2 separate regions of the Homo sapiens genome follow, and region 1 is linked to region 2. A link is a contact called in ENCODE POLR2A ChIA-PET data. All regions are on one chromosome and are shown on one strand. Each heading gives the region's core, a stretch centred on a gene start or an enhancer-like site at or near the end of the contact. The rest is flanking DNA. Distances are from core to core; before and after follow the strand shown. Region 1 overlaps SMIM3 (small integral membrane protein 3). Region 2 overlaps CAMK4 (calcium/calmodulin dependent protein kinase IV).

Region 1 (4,133 bases), core at 610-3,109, about 40 Mb after region 2:
GTTGGTTTCTAAGACTCTGTGATTGGCTGGGTCAGATGGTACGTGCGGTCTTACACAGCTCTGGCTGTGTTCCGATCTCTTTGAAATATCTTGGTGTTTTTCCATTTTTCCAGCCACAGAGGAGCAGATGGAAACTCAGGCAGGTCTGTAGTCTGTTAGGAAGTTTGGAGAGACAGGGGCCAGTTGGGGTGAAATGAGAACAGAGTGCTCCTTAGGGACTTTGGGTCATTGGAGAAAAGGCTGTGATTTGATTCATTTCACATTTTTGGTAGTTGTATGTCCTGTCCATTCCTTCCTCTGGCCCCTTTATTTGGACCAAAGGTCCCTGGTGAAATGACTGTGCTGGGTTGGTAAATGTTTGAGGCTGTTACACAGTGGGAGGAGAAATACTTCCAAGAGTAAATGTGAAGCTGGTATGTCCTTCTCATATTGGACTTGGCATGGGAAACCTGCCCCCACTTTTATCAGCCTCCCTGACCTCTTCTAAGAACAGAAAGATTCACATCTTGGGCAACATCACTGCTCCCCTCACCCCTGGTCCCTCCTCCCCACCTCAGTCCCCAGCTCCTGAGCACATGGAGTCAGAACTCGAATTTGAGCTTATCGGCCCAAGCAAATCAACAAGTGGGAATCCTAGAGGGCTTCGTTCTGAAAGGCCAGTTCTCTTCTGCCTGGTATGTACAGGGTGGGCTGGGGAAGAAAGAGCCCCCCATAATCCTTCCTGAATGTACAAAGAGCCCAGAAAATGATAAAATCAGAGGACATCATGTTATTTTGGAGATAGTGTTCTGACTTTTAGAATCACTGGGACTTTTGCAGGGATGAGGATTCTTTCTGGACCTCTTCAGTCAATTAGGTTCCACGAGTGAGCTCACATCTGAAATAATCTTCCCATATTCATTTCTTCATTGATTTCATATTTGTTGGCACTTGTGATATGCCAGGCCCTGTGATAGGTGCTGAGGACACAGCAATACACAAGAGGTGAGGCTTCTGCTCTCCCTGTGCTTGCGTTTGAGGGAGCAAATGAACAAGTCTTTAGCCTGATAGGAAAAAAGCCAATAAAAACAAACAAGCAACAAACAAGCTAATTTTAGATTGTGAAAAGCATATGCAGAAAATAAAACAAGATAAGAGTGATAGTTTAACAGAGTGGGTCGGGAAAAACTTTACTAAAACGTAACATTTAGGTTGAGGTCATGGACATTGAGACAATGGACAGGGGAGGAAAAGAGCATTCTGAGAAGGAACAGCAAACACAAAGTTCTTCAAGTGGGATCAGCCCCTGGGACACAGTTGTTAGGTTCCCCAGGCTACAAAGTGGCCAGTGTGGCCCCATCTAGGAACTTGAATTGCCCTCTCTGGCTTAAATGTTCCATTCTTCCTTGACAACCTCAGCAGCATCTTCTGAGGGTGGAGACTTTTTGGAAGGGGTCCTATAAGGTGGACAATGCTGGCAAACCCTCTAGTCCTGTGCCCTGGGAACCATCAGCCTTGTTCACATTCTGCAAAATACTTGAAGAGTCATGTATCTTTGGACGCCTCAGCATCAGTGACTTGGAGCTGGTTATAGCTGTCTGCTCTCTGGCCACCGTGGCTGGTGGAAACAAAACAGCAGCAGCATGGTCTGCCCAGAGTTCTGGCAGTGCTGGGCTAAGGCCACACCTGCAGGAAGCCACCTGCCTCTATCTGCCTTGTCTCCCACTTTGAGATAATTAAGCTTGCCTGCCAGCAGGCAGTCACTTCTTTTATTGCCTTCTTCCTCAGTGAACTCTGGCAGTAAAACCGGTTGGATAACCATTGGCAAGCTCTCAAAAGTTGACTGTTAGTTGCAGCTCGGATGTGGAGGGTGTAAGTTTCCGGTGGGAGGTTCAAGCTGGGGACAGCTTAAAATTTTTTTACTTAAAAAAACTTTTCACTGTGGTTTCCTACATTGGGCCCAGATCAGTCACGAAGCAGTCACGGCACCCTAACTAATGGCAGAGGCTTTGAACTCCCTTTTTTTTTTTTTTTTTTTTTTTGATACGGAATCTCACTCTGTCACCAGGCTGGAGAGCAGTGGTGTGATCTTGGCTAACTGCAACCTCCACCTCCTGGGTTCAAGCGATTTTCCTGCCTCAGCCTCCCGAGTAGCTGGGACTACAGGTGTGCACTACCACACCCAGCTAATTTTTGTACTTTTAGTAGAGGCAGGGTTTTACCATGTTGGCCAGGATGGTCTCCATCTCTTGACCTTGTGATTTAGGAACGATGCCGGGTTCACTAGCTCAGCTTAACTTCGTGAAGCCCTTACTGTGTACCAGACGTTGTCCTAAGTGCTTTATGCGCATTAGCTCATTTAACCTCCAGAGCATCCCTATGAAGTGGTTACAATTATTAGTTATTATTTCCATTTTACAAATTAGGAGACTAAAGCTCAAAGAGGTTAAACCTCTTGCCAAAGCCACCAGGACTCCATATGCTTCCAACACTTCATGTATCTCATCAACTCTGGGCTTTGTTGATAACATCTATTCTGCTCATCCTGCCTTTCCCCACAAGATCTGAGAGAGACATCTTGAAATCTCCCACTATAATTGCAGATTTGTCTATTTCTCCTTATAATTCTGAGATTAGGTACCTAAAAATAGAAAATCACTTTACCTTTTTGGTATCTTTAGTAATACTTTCTGCCTAAAAGTCTACTTGGCCTTATACTAGTAAGGGACTACCAGCGTATGTGATTCATGGTTACACGGTGTTTCATTTGTATCCTTTGACTTTTTAACCCTTCCAATCCCCATGTGTCTCTTATAAAAAATATATATGTATGTGTATATTTTATCCTTATTTATATGTACCCTAACGGTCCTTGTTAGTTTGGGTTTAAATCTACCATCTTTCTCTGTGCTTTCTATTTGTCCCCTTTATTCTAAGTATTTGTTGTTGTTTTTCTCCTCTCCTGTTTTCCGCTGGAAATTATGCACTCTTTGACTGATATTTTTAGTGGCTACCATAGAGGTTACAATATGCATCCTTGATTTAACAAAGTCTAATATGATTTGGTTCTTCTGCCCTTTCTTAGGCAATACAAGAAAATCAAAATACTTTAATTCTATTTCTTCCAGAATTTGTTTGTTATTGCTCTTGAATACTTTAATTCTGTATTTTTTTTTTCTGAAAATGTCTTTTTTTTTTTTTTTTTTTTTTGAGATGGAGTCTCGCGTTGTTGCCCAGGCTGGAGTGCAGTGGCACAATCTTGGTTCACTGCAACCTCTGCCTCCCAGGTTCAAGCGATTCTCTTGCCTCAGTCTCCCGAGTAGCTGGGATTACAGACGTGTGCCACCATACCTGGCTAATTTTTGTATTTTTAGTAGAGACAGGTTTCACCATGTTGGCTAGACTTGTCTTGAACTTTTGACCTCAAATGATCTGCCTGCCTTGGCCTCTCAAAGTGCTGGGATTACAGGTGTGAGCCACCGCACCTAGCCTGAAAATGTCTTATTGCACCATTATTCTTGGCAGTTATTTCTGTTCACCTCTTTGAAGAGATCATTCTGCTGTTTTTAAATTCCATTGTTTCTGTTGAGAAGTTGGTTGTCAATCTAACTGTTTCTCTTTTAAAGATATTCTGTCTTATTTCTCTTTATCTTTGGATCTCAGCAGATTTACTATATTTCTTTTCTTTTTTTTTTTTTTTTTTTTGAAATGGAGTCTCACTCTGTTGCTCAGGCTGGAGCGCAGTGGTGCCATCTTGGCACACTGCAACCCCCATCTCCTGGGTTCAAATGATTCTCCTGCTTTAGCTTCCCAAGTAGCTGGGACTACAGACGTGTGCCACAACGCCTGGCTAATTTTTGTATTTTTAGTAGAGACAGGGTTTCACCATGTTGGCCAGGCTGGTCTCAAACTCCTGACCTCAAATGATCTGCCCACCTCAGCCTCCCAAAGTGCTGGGATTACAGGCATGAGTCACTGTACCTGGCCAGATTTACTATATTTCTAATTATGGATTCCAATTTATGTATTCTGCTAGGAGTTCATGGGACATCTTTAGTATGCAAATTGGTGTCTTTCATCAGTTTTGGAAACTTCTGTTATTATTTACTCCAATATTGTTCTGCTTCATTCTTTCTTTTCTCCTTCTGATACTC
Region 2 (4,096 bases), core at 239-2,738:
GTATTCCACTTCTGCTATTTGCTTAATATTTTTATTTAAATTACCTTATTTTGTTAACCTAAATTTATTTACCAAGAATACAATTTTCACTAAATTGAAAACTGTGAATAAAAGCAAATTGTATATGCCATAAATAGAAACAAATTGTAAAAATAAATTGTAATGGAAACATAACATTTTTAGTAAATTATAGCTAGACTTGTCCACATGCAGAAGGCTGTAACTCTGAGGACTGATTTCTTCCTTAAAAAAGAGATGATCAAAGATTAGCAGAGTTAAAACCAGAGTAGCACAAATTGAAGTTTTCTTCTTGATGTAATCAGAATCATTGAAAAGTAATTGAAAAGAAAAGGATGTTCTCGCTCTCTCTTTTATTCCTTGTTATTTAATTCCATGCGTTTGTGCTACCTAAAGTCCTCTTGTTTATAAGTCTAAGCTTTTCAATAATTCTGACCTAGACGATGTATGCTGGCAGTGTGCATGTGGTGGGGTAAGGGCCTAGAGTGTAAATGAGCATGATAAATCAATATTTGGCCTCCAAGTGCATAGGGTACTACTAATAAGGCACCAACAATATATTTAATAAAAGATAAATTAATGAATAAGTAAAATGAATAAAACTTATTAGAAATCTAAGAACAATAGCCATCTTCATGACAGAGTTGTGACAGAGAGGACTGGGGTGTCTTTATGGGGGAGGGGTAGACTCTGAAATTTGGCAGGATTTTAATAGGTAGAGCACTGGCAAACAGCATGTCAGGCAGATGGTACATTCTAAGAAGAGGCAAAAAAAGGACAGAAAAATTCAGGATATACATTTTTGTTTTGCAAAATTTATAAAGCATGAACATTGCAATGGCAGATTGGGTCAGCAGGGTAAGTTGATGTCAGACCAAAGACAACCTGTTTAAAAAAAACAAAAAGAGTAGGCTTGTGTCACTTGAAAACCACTTTGTAGATAAAGTAACCATTGTGAGAGAAAAACGTCAGCTATAGAAGCAGCTGGGTCTTGGGCTGAGGTTGTGGGACTCAGAATTTGCCACTACCTATAATGTAGATCAAACATGGGGCTAGATAAGAGAAAACTGATGATGTAAATTTTTTTTTTTTTTTAAGGAAAAAACAATCCCATAGCCTATGACTAGGTAAGAAAGGAGAAATGTTGGACTTAGATTGGTTACCTAGACCAGGTAAAGAGTGAGTAAAAAGAGACAGTAAGTATTTTAGGCTTGAAGGCCATTCAGTCTCTGATGCAGCTCTACCCTCTGCCATGGTTGAGAGAAAGCAGGCATAGACAACATACAGACAATAGCACATTACTGTGTTCCAGTGACATGTCATTTATGACAGTAAAATTTGACTTTCATATAATTTTCACATCACAAAATAGTATTCTTCTTTTGATTTTTAAAAATGCAAAAATTGTTTTTAGATTGCAGACTCTAGAAAATCAAACGGCTCCTAGGTCTGGTCTGTGGTTTGCTAACCTAGACCAGTCAAGCTAAACTTCTGCTCCTCCCCAGTTGCATGAGAATTTCAGGTTAAAATGATATCAAATCTTAACTTATTCAAGGAACTACCTTTAGTCTCTCTTTCACTTTGAAAATGTCAACTTTTTATTAGTTTTCCACGTGGGCACAAGCTTTAAATGCATACTCATCTTTTATCAAAATCTACTGAAACTGCTACAGTTACAGTTCTTACCAATGTAACATGTTGGCTAGTTCCATTTCTCTCTTTCTTCCTCCTATTTCTTTTTGTCTGATACTGATTATATGACTGATGTTTACTTCACATAATGTTTGTGAAAATGAAGAGCCTTTATTCGAAGGGCGTGAAAGTTAAATTTCCATACCGTGAACAATGTTCATATCAAAAGACTATTTATTGGCGGGTAATTTGTTTTGTACATAATAACTAAATAGGTTTCAAATTGATAATTCCTCTATTATATTTAGAGTGACAATAATATGCTAAATAAATTACTGATGAAAGATTTTCCTCTAACTAGTAAAGTTGAATTAATTTTTCCATTTGCTAGTATTAGCTGTGTGTTGAATAATCCTTCTATATGCTATGCAGATGTCTCAGGTGGATAATTAAGGTCATTTAAATGAGGAACCTGTTTAAGCAATCTTTTGAAAACTTAAAATTACTCCTTTTTTATATATTGAATAGAGTTAAATTAAATCAGCCACTCATATTTCGACTATAGCAGAGGTCTATAAGGTGGGATGCCCGTAGCCAGGGTATGTGTAATACAATGAGGTGCTAGAAGAAAGTATTAGAGAATCTGTTTTGGTTTCTTTTTTTAATTTTTGTCTTTAATTTTTATTTTTGGATGTTTTAAAAAGCACATTAATGTTGGTTAAGTAACACATATATACCATTAATAGGTACGTTAGTGTACACAGTTTGGAAGCATGTGCTCAAAAAACATTTTATTGGATGGTGACTGGGTCAAAGAATGGTAGTCATAAGTGGATACTGAATAAACTTCTTTATATTTAAATAACATTCTACTTTATGAAAAGTGAGTTTAAAGCAAATATACAGATAAATATGCAAACAAAAAATCATATTGCAAGGTGTGTCTTTGTGCAGAAAGGGGAAGTGGGTACATACGTGCAACTGTTATGCATCTCAAGACTACTTGATGAACGGTTTTGATAAGAACTTACTGCCATTGTAACCAAAACAGTCACATAGAAGAAAACAGAATGAGAGTAAAGGAATACAGATTGCACATCAAGCAGAGGGTGAACTTAACTTTGGCTTCAACAACAAAGTTTCAGTGGTCATGGAGTTGAGAGGGAAAAAGAGTAGAGAAATAGGGTTTGTTTGCAAGAATCTCAATTTTAATATAACTAATGCACTTCGTGGCAAATTTTGCCAACTGCTGGCTTAGGCAGCTAAAGGCACTGACCTAAAGTGTTTTGTGGACAGTACTTGAAGAGTTGTGGGCATTAGTGCCAGGATGCTGAGCTTAACCCTGTTAGCAAATGTGTTGTTACCACTTGCTTGTTAAGTCATGTTTCAGGGTAGTATGGCTCAAAAATTTACCAGGTACCGAAATATTTCATGGAAAAAAATAAAGAAGGCTAGATTTGAGACCACCATCTGATTGGAATAGTCTCTGAAAAAAGATAATGGATAGGACACGTTCTTACCTGTTTTCTTTACAAGTTTGTAGTAGCATGCTTTGTTAAAAGTGCACTTTCTTTGATATATGTCATGCCTGTAGACAGAACTTGACTAATATTATAAACTGGAACATAGAAGTGGAGAAGATAACAGATCTATAATTGTGCTCACACATGTCTTGTTACCTACAATGAAGTATTTGAATGATGTCTCCCTATTTTAGGTCTTTATGGACTGTTTAATAGAGACCTTCACTTGCATTTTACTTTTCATTGCTCAGAATGTTGCACTGTTAGTTTGGTTTGCCTTACTTTTACTGATTTGAAGGGACAATTCATGACTACTTTAATTTAGTAAGCAGCTGCCTTCCACTTAGGACTCTAACAGACACACAAAGTTGTTCTTTAGTTGCGAAAACTGCTCTAAGATTAGTGTTTACCTGGATTTTCATATTTGCTGCTTATTCATTCAAATAAGTCATTTTTATTCAAAGCTCTCCGTCAGGGCAACCACTGAGAAAATAAGACTATGCTATTAAATGTGACCAAATTCAAAATATGTAATTCAATAAATCAGCCTGGCCTAGAGTGTTCAGTTCTAATAGGCCTCTAAAGGGTTCTTCTTGACTGGAAACATTTTAGTGACTCCTGAGGGACCCTGGGCTCTTCCTCTCTTTTTCCCCTCAATGTGAACATGTACACTAATAACAATGTTCAATGAGGTAAACTCGTGAGCTCTCTGAGTGCAACCTGTAACTGGAGGCAAACTAAGAACGTAATAAACAGAGCTTATCATATGTATGTGTGACACACCAATGAAGTGGGAACCTGAGAAAATTTTCAGGATGATCTCCAGAAAACCAGTGCAGTTCTTTAAAATATTGACCTACTGAGGAAATGGAATGTCAGGACTGAGCTAAGGGCTGTTGGGATTGGGGGAAGTGGTTGGCCTA

Evidence for each region. ChIA-PET counts read pairs that join two places held with the same protein, here RNA polymerase II (POLR2A).
Region 1: POLR2A ChIA-PET joins it to region 2 with 12 read pairs in naive thymus-derived CD4-positive, alpha-beta T cell. The contact joins two enhancer-like sites. POLR2A ChIA-PET finds 5 or more read pairs at or near these places in 2 of 52 experiments (RWPE1 and naive thymus-derived CD4-positive, alpha-beta T cell).

The regions. Positions count from the first base shown.
Region 1 is chr5:150,781,917-150,786,049 of GRCh38, forward strand. All of the region lies in intron 1 of SMIM3 (small integral membrane protein 3), which reads left to right. Among named protein-coding and RNA genes, the nearest start is that of SMIM3, 5.2 kb to the left of the region's middle. Within about 2 kb of position 1,860, at least 35 of the 41 ENCODE cell types and tissues checked have a DNase peak (open chromatin) inside an H3K27ac peak, as active enhancers do.
Region 2 is chr5:111,231,668-111,235,763 of GRCh38, forward strand. The region is part of intron 1 of CAMK4 (calcium/calmodulin dependent protein kinase IV); the gene reads left to right. Among named protein-coding and RNA genes, the nearest start is that of CAMK4, 9.3 kb to the left of the region's middle. RefSeq lists silencers at 2,589-2,638, 2,659-2,708. Within about 2 kb of position 1,489, at least 2 of the 41 ENCODE cell types and tissues checked have a DNase peak (open chromatin) inside an H3K27ac peak, as active enhancers do.